Regions from separate parts of the Homo sapiens genome. Here region 2 is linked to region 1. Evidence: read pairs that join two places in POLR2A ChIA-PET (ENCODE). Cell type or tissue: endothelial cell of umbilical vein. All regions are shown on one strand. Links, peaks and the distances in the headings refer to the core of each region. The heading gives the core; the rest is flanking DNA. Region 1 overlaps EFCC1 (EF-hand and coiled-coil domain containing 1). Region 2 overlaps ISY1-RAB43 (ISY1-RAB43 readthrough).

The links. Peaks named below come from ENCODE experiments on the same cell type or tissue, not always from the same donor. Only the 100,000 strongest peaks of a DNase experiment are listed, where the experiment ranks them.
Region 2: POLR2A ChIA-PET joins it to region 1 with 8 read pairs; 5 of 35 experiments call an interaction of 5 or more read pairs at or near these places.

What each region holds. Positions count from the first base shown.
Region 1 is chr3:129,003,318-129,008,694 of GRCh38, reverse strand. It overlaps EFCC1 (EF-hand and coiled-coil domain containing 1), which reads right to left. Exons shown (of 8, transcript NM_001377500.1): 2 at 4,618-4,901. It also overlaps a transcript of CFAP92 not described here. Among named protein-coding and RNA genes, the nearest start is that of EFCC1, 4.7 kb to the right of the region's middle. In endothelial cell of umbilical vein, for the core only: no CTCF peak of the experiment used is centred there; a DNase peak (open chromatin) is centred at 2,844; H3K27me3 peaks cover 273 bases.
Region 2 is chr3:129,146,508-129,151,884 of GRCh38, reverse strand. The region is part of intron 5 of ISY1-RAB43 (ISY1-RAB43 readthrough); the gene reads left to right. The region is part of intron 5 of ISY1 (ISY1 spliceosome associated protein); the gene reads left to right. Among named protein-coding and RNA genes, the nearest start is that of ISY1, 12 kb to the left of the region's middle. In endothelial cell of umbilical vein, for the core only: no CTCF peak of the experiment used is centred there; no DNase peak of the experiment used is centred there.

The sequences.
Region 1 (5,377 bases), core at 152-5,151:
AGCAGCAGGAGCTCCTTTGTGGCCCCTCAGCACATGGCACACCTGTGCCCTAACATGTCTACTGCCATTTCTGTGTCCCAAGGATTGTGGCACGGGGATTGGTCCACAGAACGTGCTTAGAAAATACTGTTGAATGAATTAAATAAATGTCTCCAATTGCTTACATATTTATTGTCCATCCTGTTAGGCTGCTGGTCAAGATGGTGGTTTGGGGTGCTATGAGAAGCCCCTCTTCCATCTACAAATATGTTGAAATGCTGGATAAAATAGAACTATTTAAAAGAATATAGAGCCAAAGTCAAAATCAAGAAGAGGAGACCTCCAACTTGTGTGGAAAGCAGGAGATGGAGCTGAAACGCCCATGGAGGGATTAGGGACAGGAGACCTTGCATAGTGAGTTACAGAAGGAGACTCCCTGCATGAGGCCAGGGGCCAGCAAGGGCTGTCTTATCCATGAACAAAAATGAAAAATATTCCACCTATTGGTCTTGGGGTTTTGTTCCCAGGTATGGGACTCAATCTCTCACTACCTGTGCAGCTAGGAAACTCCACGCTAAGTATCAAAATTAAAAACTGGTCTAGAATCAGGGCCTGGTGGAGGCAGATGGAAAACTGCTCTGAAGGGAACTCTACAGCCAGTTCTATGTGTGACTCTCAAGGATCATGGCCCTGCCAAAGACGGCTCACAGCCCAAAATGACAGTGCCTGCCAAGAATGCCTCATCATGACAAAGACAGCAGGTGTAAAACATCTCAGGAAGCTCAGATATTACAGCAATCCACAAGAGACTTTAAAATTAGTATGGTTGAATGCTACAGAGATAAAGGATTAGACAGAACCTACAACACAAGGACTGATAAGGATGAAAAAGAAAGTACAGGTCTGAAAAAGAACTCAATAGAAGCCCTAACATGAACAATAGAGTCATCAAGATCCCATTTTAGGAAAGTGGCAGCACAGTTTGACTCAAAGTTAGGAAATTCAACGCAGTCTAAATTCAGCTGAGTTTGGGTATGTGACTTTAGTAAAACCACTCCCAACCCCAAGGGTCTATTTCCTTATTTGAAACATCCGACATAATACCAACCTTAGAGGGAAGATGAGAAGATCAGCGTGAGTCAGTATCTGTGAAAGTGCTTTGAACACTGGGAGATGCTGGAAAGGTGTTTGTTGGGTCATTTATTCTAACCAAATGGCTTCAAGCTGTCATTCTCAGGGGGAGTTCAGTCATTGCTCTGTTTTCTCCCCAAAGACACATCTGCAGAGCACCTAGAGACATTCCAGAGTGATGTCACTTAAGAGGGTGTGATGGGGCTCTACTGTTTGGGGCATGGGGCCCTTTCCTCCCGGTAATTCCTCTAGAATGCAGCCCTCTAGGCCAACTGCAGAGGACGGGGCTGATTCAGCTCAATAGTCACGGACATCTGAGCTTCTGGCACTTGAAAAGCAAAAGCAGAGGTGAATTGTAGCCTACAGTCCCTCCCCAGCCAGTAAAATGTCCGGCCGATGTTTCTGGGGTAGGAGAATCCAGAAGGATTTGTGCATACTACCAAACCCAACTTGAGCTTGTGGTTGGGGCCATCAGGCTGGGCTGTGAGTCCTGCCCTTGCCACTAAGTCGCTGTGCCACACTGGACAGCTGCTTCCTCTCTGGTCTTGGTTTTCTTGTCTGTGAAATGCTGACAGTAACACTTTTCTTTTAGACTAGAGGCCCCATGAGCTTACATGAAAAAGTGCCTGGTATGCAGTTGATGCTCAATAAATGCCCATGGCTATTCTGTCTCCTCTCCTTTTCCTTCTTTTCAGAGTGAGAGCTTTGGGGCAGGTCAGTCCACAAACCAGCAAACTTTGACCACAGAAAATGGGCAGAGGAGGTCAGCCCCCCGGGCAAGGTAGGGTTGAAGGCATGTTTCTAGAGGGGCAGAGAAATTAGTGACACAGCCATCTGCCTAATCACCGTGTGCCCTTCACATAGCATCACTCATTCTCTGGTCCTCAATTTCCTCATCACTAGGTGTTTTCTTCAAAGCCTCTGCAATAGCTGCTCCTACTTCTTCCTTACTAACAGAACCCCACTTTTGGCCGGGCACAGTGGCTCACACCTGTAATCCCAGCACTTTGGGAGGCCAAGGCAAGCAGATCACCTGAGGTCAGGTGTTTGAGACCAGACTGGCCAATATGGTGAAACCCCATCTCTACTAAAAATACAAAAATTACCTGGGCATGGTGGCATGCATCTTTAATCCCAGCTATGGGGAGGCTGAGGCAGGAGAATCTTTTGAACCTGGGAGGCAGAGATTGCAGTGAGCCAAGATCGCACCATTGCACTCCAGCCTGGGTGACAGAGCAAGACTGTCTCAAAAAACAAACAAACGAACAAAAAACAGAACTCCAGTTTTGTTTGGGACTGACTAACAGGACTAGCCTCGCAGGTTTCTTCTTATGCCCGATCAGCAGATGCAAGGTCTGGAGGCACAGCAGCCATCGTGTAACTGTGAATCGAAGCACACAGGCAGTGGGGCCAGGCTGATTTGACTTTCCTACTTTCTGGCTGTGTGGCCTTGGGTACATTACTTAACTTCTCAGTGCCTCATTTCTCACAATCTGTAAACTGGGGATAAAACATCTACCTTGTACAACCTTATGGGGACTAAATGGTGCATTGGCTATGAATCCACTTTTTCTATTGTAAAGGGCTATGCCAATGTTTGTAGTCACTTGTAGCATTCTGCTATAGAGGACTAGTTGTGATTTTAGAAATAAACAAAGAAGAGCCCCTTTATTTCTCCTCTTGGATAAAGTTCCAAGGCTGGATGTGGGCCTCAAGCCAACCAGCCCTGCTCTTTAGCCATCAGCTATGCAAACAGGAAGTGGCTCTCCAAACACTGCATGCTGCAGGAGGCTGGCCCAGAGTCTGCCTCTTTGGAGGCCTCCCTCTAGCCCCATGCCTTACCATCTCCCAGCTGTGAGCTTCTCAGATGTCCAGTAGGTTCAAGGCCACCCCTTCTGGCTGCTCCACCCCCAGCCTGGGCTAGACCACCTTCCTCTCAGGATCAGGGATGGCAGGAGCCCCTCACTGGGCTCTGCACTGTCTCCTGCTCTCCCCATCTGCCCATCTCTTTGTCACATTGTAGCCAGGGTAACTTTTTATTGAAATCTGCTTCTGTCACCTCCTTACTTAAAACTTTTCCATGGTTTCATGTTCTTTCTCTTAAGGGAAAAACTGAAATCCTTGCTGCCACCTTCCAGGCCCTAAATGGGCCTCCCTTCAGCTCTACCCCTCCAGCCACTCTGGCCTCCTTTTAGTTTTTGAATGGTCCCTTCTGCCCTAGGGCTTTGCCCGTACTGTTCCAATTTTCTAGAATGGAATGTTCTCTCTTCTCCTCTCTCCATCTGGCCCGGTAACATCCTATCCTCAAGTGTCACTTCTTTGGGGGCAGGCTGATGAGTGTCCCCCACCTCCTGCCTGCTGCCACGCATCTGTTCCTGTGAAGGTCTCACCTGCTCACAGGTGGCTGCTCAGGGCAGGGAATTCAGTCTGTCCTAGTCACGTGGTCACATCCCTGATGCCTGGGATGGCCCCTGGCACACAGAAAGTGCTCAGCAAATGTGTAGTCAGGCCGGCCAGCAGGCAGGGGTGACTTGTGATTTGAAAGGGAGAGAGGCTCTGTCTACCAAGCATCTACCATGTGCCAGGCAGGACCTCATGGCCTCTTCACAGCCACTCCCACAGGCAGGGACCCCAATCTGTGTTCCACCCAAGAGGAAGCAGGGTCTGTGAGGGGTGGTGACTTGCCCACACTCACACGTCTGCCAAAAGCCCTGCCAAGATTTGAACCTGGGTCCCAAGTCCAGCTTCCTGCCCTGGTGGAGCTAGCACAGGCAGTCATTACACACCTGTTTCCTCATCTACAGAGTGGAAACATAGCAGTACCCACCTCACAGGGCAGCTGTGAGGCTTAAATGAGTTAAGCCACATAAAGTACTTAGCTCAAGGCCTGGCAAACAGCGAGTGCTTAGTAACTGTAAGCTATTATCATTATGATCGAATCCAGGAACAAATAAGAATGAGCACATTCAACTGCAATCTATGATAAACAAATAGAGGGTGTTTGTGGATGAACAGGAGGATGGATGGACGGCTGGCTGGCTGGGTGGGTGGGGGGATGGATGGATGATGGATGGGTGGGTGGGTGAGTGGATGGGTGGGTGAGTGAGTGGATGGATGAATAGATGGATGGACGGGTGGGTAGGTGAGTGGATAGGTGGATGGATGAATGGGTGAGTGGATGGATGGGTGAGTGGATGGATGGGTGGGTGGGGGGGGTGAGTGAATGGACAAATGGATGGATGGATGGGTGGGTGTGTGGGGTGGGTGAATGGATGGACAGATGGATGGATAAATGGATGGGTGGGCAGATGGTTGCAGAGCAAGCAATGGAGCAGACTTATAACTTAAGAAATGGAGAACTGACAAAGGAATGAAAGAATACATGAATAAACGCATGGAGAAACTGCGGAACACGAGAGCGCGTGGGAGGGGGATTGCACACCCGAAGTTTGGGAAAATGGGAGCCGAATTGGGGAACTTGGGCCCAGGGCACGCGCCCCCGCTCACCTGTAGCGTTGCAGCTCCGCCTCCAGCCGCCGCACCCAGCGCTGCAAGCCGGGCACCTGTTGCGCCAGCGCCTCCAGCTCTCGCACGCGGTGCAGGCTGCGCAGCACCACCTGCCGGGCCTCCTCCGCGCGCCGCCGCACCTCGGCCTGGCCACGGCGCAGCCGCCCAGCGCGGGCCTCCGCCGCAGCCAGGGCGCCCTGCGCCTGACGCAGCTCCCGCACCGCAGCCTCCGGCCCGCCGTGCCCCATCTCGTGGGTGCTCGCCTGGCTCTTCCAGAGTCCGACCTGCGGGGACAGGGCAGCAGGGGCAGGGGGTAAGTGCCCCAGCCAGATGCACCAGACGAACGCCCGCCACGACGGCGGCCCCATGCCTCTGCACCCAGAAGCGCTTGAGCACGTTTCTTGCGCCGTCTGCTTCCGGGTGCCAGGCCCTTAGGTCCGGTGCGTCCAAGCTCCTTTAACCCTCGCCACATCCCCAGGGAGGCCCAAGCTCTGATTCCTCCTCATCCCCCACCCCCCAACGTTTTTTCACTGAAGGAAACTGAGACACGACGCCTGTATTCTGTTCCCTCTATAGTACCAACCTCGCGACTCTTCTCGGCCTACTGTATTGGCGGCGTTCAGCCTGCCGGGTGGCGGTTCCTCATCTCCTAGACTCCCCCCAGTGGCATTTCCAGCCCTCCCCGTGCCTGCTCACTAGAGGCTTTTGAGGGTGGTTTCTATCTGTCTTTACTGGTGTGTTCCCAGAGCCTAAAACAAAC
Region 2 (5,377 bases), core at 165-5,164, 140 kb before region 1:
ACCCGGCCCTGATAAAGTACTTATAAGAAACCCATAGCCAATAAACTATTTAATGGTGAAGGATTGAATGCTTTCCTCTTAAGATCAGGAACGAGGCAAAGACATCCACTCTCACCACTATATTCAGCGTGATGCTGGAAATCCTAGCCAGTGCGGTAAAGTAAAAAAAGGAAATAAAAGGCATAAAGATTAGAAAATAATAAGTAAAACTGTCTTTATTGTAACATAGAAAATCCTATATAATTTTCTTTTTTTTGAGATGGAGTCTCGCTCTGTCACCCAGGCTGAAGTACAGTGGTGCAGTCTCGGCTCACTGCAACCTCTGTCCCCTGGGTTCAAGCGATTCTCCTGCCTCAGCCTCCTGAGTAGCTGGGACTACAGGCATGTGCCACCATGCCCGGCCAATTTTTGTATTTTTACTAGAGACAGAGTTTCGCCATGTTGGCCAGCCTGGTCTCGAACTCCCAACCTCAGGTGATCCACCCGCCTCTGCCTCCCAAAGTACTGGGATTACAGGCATGAGCCACCATGCCCACCTAAAATCCTACATAATTTTCTATGTAGAAAATCCCAAGGAACCTACAGAAAGACTTCTAAAATGGATAAGTGAATTTATCAAGATCACAGAAAAGAAGTTCAATATACAGAATTATATATATACACACACACCCCATATATATTCATATATATATTTTTATATATTTATATATATTTTTATATATTTATATATTTTATATATTTATATATATATATATTTTTTTTTGAGACAGAGTCTTCCTCTGTCACCCACGCTGGAGTGCAGTGGCCCAGTCTCGGCTCACTGCAACCTCTGCCTCCCAGGTTCAAGCTATTCTGCCTCAGCCTCTCGAGTAGCTGGGACTACAGGCATCCACCACCACACCTGGCTGATTTTTGTATTTTTAGTAGAGACAGAGTTTCACCATGTTGGCTAGGCTGGTCTGGAACTTCTGGGCTCAAGTGATATCTGCCTGCTTCAGCCTCCCAAAGTACTGGGATTACAGGTGTGAGCCACCATGCTCAGCTTCAAAATTATATTTTTATATACTAACATTGAACAGCTGGAAATACAACATTTTTTTAAAGTGCTATTTACAAAAGCACCAAAACACAAGAAATAACTTAGGTATAAATCTTTTTAATTTTAATTTTATTTATTTATTTTTTTGAGATGGAGTCTTGCTCTGGCGTCCAGGCTGGAGTGCAGCTCACTGCAAGCTCCGCCCCCCAGGTTCATGCCATTCTCCTGCCTCAGCCTCCCGAGTAGCTGGGACTACAGGCGCCCACCACCACGTCTGGCTAATTTTTTTTGTATTTTTAGTAGAGACGAGGTTTCACCATGTTAGCCAGGATGGTCTCGATCTCCTGACCTCGTGATCCACCCGCCTTGGCCTCCCAAAGTGCTGGGATTACAGGCATGAGCCACCGCGCCTGGCCATACTTAGGTATAAATCTAACAAAATACAGTCAGGATCTGTATGCTGAAAACTAGGATGCGATGACTAAAGAAACCAAAGAAGACCCGAATGAATGGGGAGATACACTGTGCTGTTGTATGGGAAGACTTAACACAGTACAGATGTTAATTCTTTCTCTCTTCCAATATATCACAATCAAAATTCTAACAGGATTTTTTGTTTACATTGACATTCTATGTCTGAAATTTAATTGGAAAGGCAAAGGAACTAGAATAGCCAAAACAATTTTGAAAAGGAACAAAATTGGAGCATTCATTCCACCTGATTTCAAGATGTAATAGAAAGCTCCAGCTTCCAGATAATGTGGTATTGGTGAAAGGACAGGGCACATAGACCAAAGAAACAGAATTAGAAGTCCAGAAATAGAGCCACACATAAATGGTCAGTTGACTTTTTCTTTTTTTTTTTTTTTTTTGAGATAGAGCCTTTCTCTGTCACCCAGCCTGGAGTACAGTGGTGCAGTCATAGCTCACTGCAGCGTCCACCTCTTGGGCTCAAGTGATCCTTTTGCCTCAAACTCTCATGTAGCTGAGACTGCAGACGCATGCCACCATGCCTGGCTAATTTTTTTCTTTCTTTCTTTTTTTTTTTTTTTTTTTTGAGTTGGAGTCTTGCTCTTTCGCCCAGGCTGGAGTGCAGTGGTACGATCTTGGCTCACTGCCTCCAGGGTTTAAGCGATTCGCCTGCCTCAGCCTCCCAAGTAGCTGGGACTACAAGTGTGTGCCACCATGCATAGCTGATTTTTTTTGTGTATATATATATATATATATATATATATTTTTTTTTTTTTTTTTTTTTTTTTTTAGTAGAGACGGGGTTTCACTGTGTTAGCCAGGATGGTCTCCATCTCTTGACCTCCTGATCCACACACCTTGGCCTCCCAAAGTGCTGGGACTACAGGCGTGAGCTGCTGTGCCCAGCATGCCTGGCTAATTTTTTTTTTTTTTTTTTTTTTTTTTTTGAGATAGAGTTTTGTTCTTGTCGCCAGGCTGGAGTGTGGTGGCGTGATCTCAGCTCACCACACCTCCACCTCCCGGGTACAAGTGATTCTCCTGCCTCAGCCTCCCAAGTAGCTGGGATTACATGCATGTGTCACCATACCCAGCTAATTGTATTTTTAGTAGAGATAGGGTTTATCCTTGTTTGTCAAACTGGTCTCGAACTCCCAACCTCAAGTGATCTGCCTGCCTCGGCCTCCCAAAGTGCTGGGATTACAGGTGTGAGCCACTGTGCCCAGCCCTGCCTGGCTAATTTTTAAGTTTTTGGTAAAGATGGGCTCTTGTTATGTTGCCCAGGCTGGACTTGAGCAGTCTTCCTGTCTGTGTCTCCCAAAGTATTGGGATTACAGGCATAAGCCACTATGTCTGGTTTGGTCAGTTGACTTTTGACAAAGTTATGAAAACAATTCAATGGAGAAGGGGATGACAAATAACTCTTAAAAATTCATCGATTAGAAAATATAATTTGTTTTAAGAAGTGGGCAAAATTTTGAACAGATACTTTACCAAAGAAAATATGTAGGGTGGGCATGGTGGCTCACGCCTGTAATCCTAGCAGTTTGGGAGGCCGAGATGGGTGGATCACTTGAGGCCAGGAGTTTGAGACCAGCCTGGCCAACATGGCAAAATCCCATCTCTACTAAAAATAAATACAAAAATTAGCTGGGTGTGGTGGCTCACGCCTGTAATCCCAACTACTTGGGAGGCTGAGGCATGAGGATAGCTTGAACCTGAGAGGCAGAGGTCGCAGTGAGCTGAGATTGTACCACTGCACTCCAGCCTGGGCAACAGAGTGAGACTGTCTCAAAACATAAAATAAAATGTAGATGCAAATGAGCATCTTTTCATGTGTTTAACATAATAGTCATAAAGGAAATGCAGATTAAAACAACAGTGGGATACTACACACTTAATAGAATGACTTACACAAATAGTGACCATGCCAAGTGCTGGTGAATATGTGAAGTAATGAACTCTCATGCACTGCTAGTGAGGAGGCAAAATGGAACAGTTACTTTAGAATGGGGTTTGGTGGTTTCTTATAAAGTTAAACATACACTTAACCTATGATCCATCAATTCCACTCCTAGGTATTTCTCCAAGAGAAATGTAATACTTTTCTGTTACACAAAAACTCATACATAATGTTTATAGTAGCCCCAAAACTGGAAGCAACCCAAAGGTCCTTCTGGTGAATGGATAAACAAACTGAGGTGTGTCTATAAAATAAAATAATACTCAGTAGTAAAAACAAACATATAGGCTAGGCACCGTGGCTTATGCCTGTAATCCCCAGCACTTTGGGAGACCAAGGTGGGAGGATCGCTTTGAGTCCAGGAGTTGGAGACCAGCTTGGGCAACATAGTAAGGCCTCATCTCTGTAAATAATAATAATAATTAAAGTAAATAAAATTAAAACATATCGATGAATAAATAAAAATAAAAAAAATAAATAAAACATTTCAACTCAGCCTAATGCTGAGTGAAAGAAACAAAACTCAAAATACTGCATAATTTTTGATCCATTTATATGATGTTCTGGAAAAGCAAAATTATAGGAACAGAATAAATTGTGTTTACTGGTGGCCAAAAGTTGGGTAGGGGGAGGGGTTGACTATAGTGATGCATAAGGGAATGTTTTGGGGCGATGGAACTTTTCTGTGTCTTAATTATGGTGATGATTACATGATTATATGCATTTGTGAAAACTCACATAATTGTGTACCAAAAAGTATTGTTTTTATATGTAGATTTTGGAAAGTCAATAAAAAAAATAAAACTTGTGATTCTTGTTTTCTCCAAGATGCCTTGGCTTTGCTTTGGGAGAGGCTTCTGGAATCCTCTCCCTTTGCTTTGGTTGAGGCCCTCAGAGGATTGGGCTGCCTTGAGTTCTCTGTGTCTTTAGCACTGGAAAGTCTCACCATGGTGGTGGCAGGTCTTTTTTCTTTCTTAATAGAACAGAACGTGGGAGTGGGAGGTTCTAAAATGTATTTTTTTTATTTTTTTATTTTTTGTGAGACAGTCTTGCCCTGTCACCCAGGCTGGAGTGCCCTGGCGTGATCTTGGCTCAGTGCAACCTCTGCCTCCCAGGCTCAAGCTATTCTGCTACCTCAGCTTCCTGAGTAGCTGGGATTACAAGCGTGCACCATCACTCCTGGCTGATTTTTGTATTTTTAGTAGAGACAAGGACTCCCCCATGTTGGCCAAGGCTGGTCTCGAACTCCTGACCTCAAGTGATCTGCCCTCCTCTGCCTCCCGAAAGGCTGGGATTACAGGTGTGAGCCACCGCACCCAGTTACAATATATTCTTACTTGACTTTTTTTTTTTTTTGAATGGCGGTCTCACTCTGTCACCCAGGCTGGAGTGCAGTGGTGCTATTACAGCTCACTGCAGTCTCCACTTCCTGGGCTCAAGCGATTCTCCCACCTAAGTCTCCCAAGTAGCTGGAACCACAGGCATGTGCCACCACACCCAGTTAATTTTTCATATTTTTGGTGGAGATGGGATTTCACTATGTTGCCCAGGCTAGTCTTGAACTCCTGAGCTCAAGCAGTCCACCCACTTCTGCTTCCCAGAGTGCTGGGATTACAGGCGTGAGCCACTGCACCTGGCCTGTTTGACTTTTTTAAAAAAATAGACTATCCAGGCAAGAATTACATGTAATAAAATTCCCCCGTTTTTAATGTAGAGTTGGATGAGTTGCAGCAGATTTTTATACCCGTGAAAGCCACCACCTCCACATGCAGTATCCATCACCCCTAGAAGTCCTCTCATGCCCATCTTCTAGAGCATCAGTCTTAGCTGTAACCCAGGTGTAAGAGCCCTTCTGGACTTGCTGTTGTCATCCAGCATTACCTCATGAAGGCCTTGCTGTGTCTCCA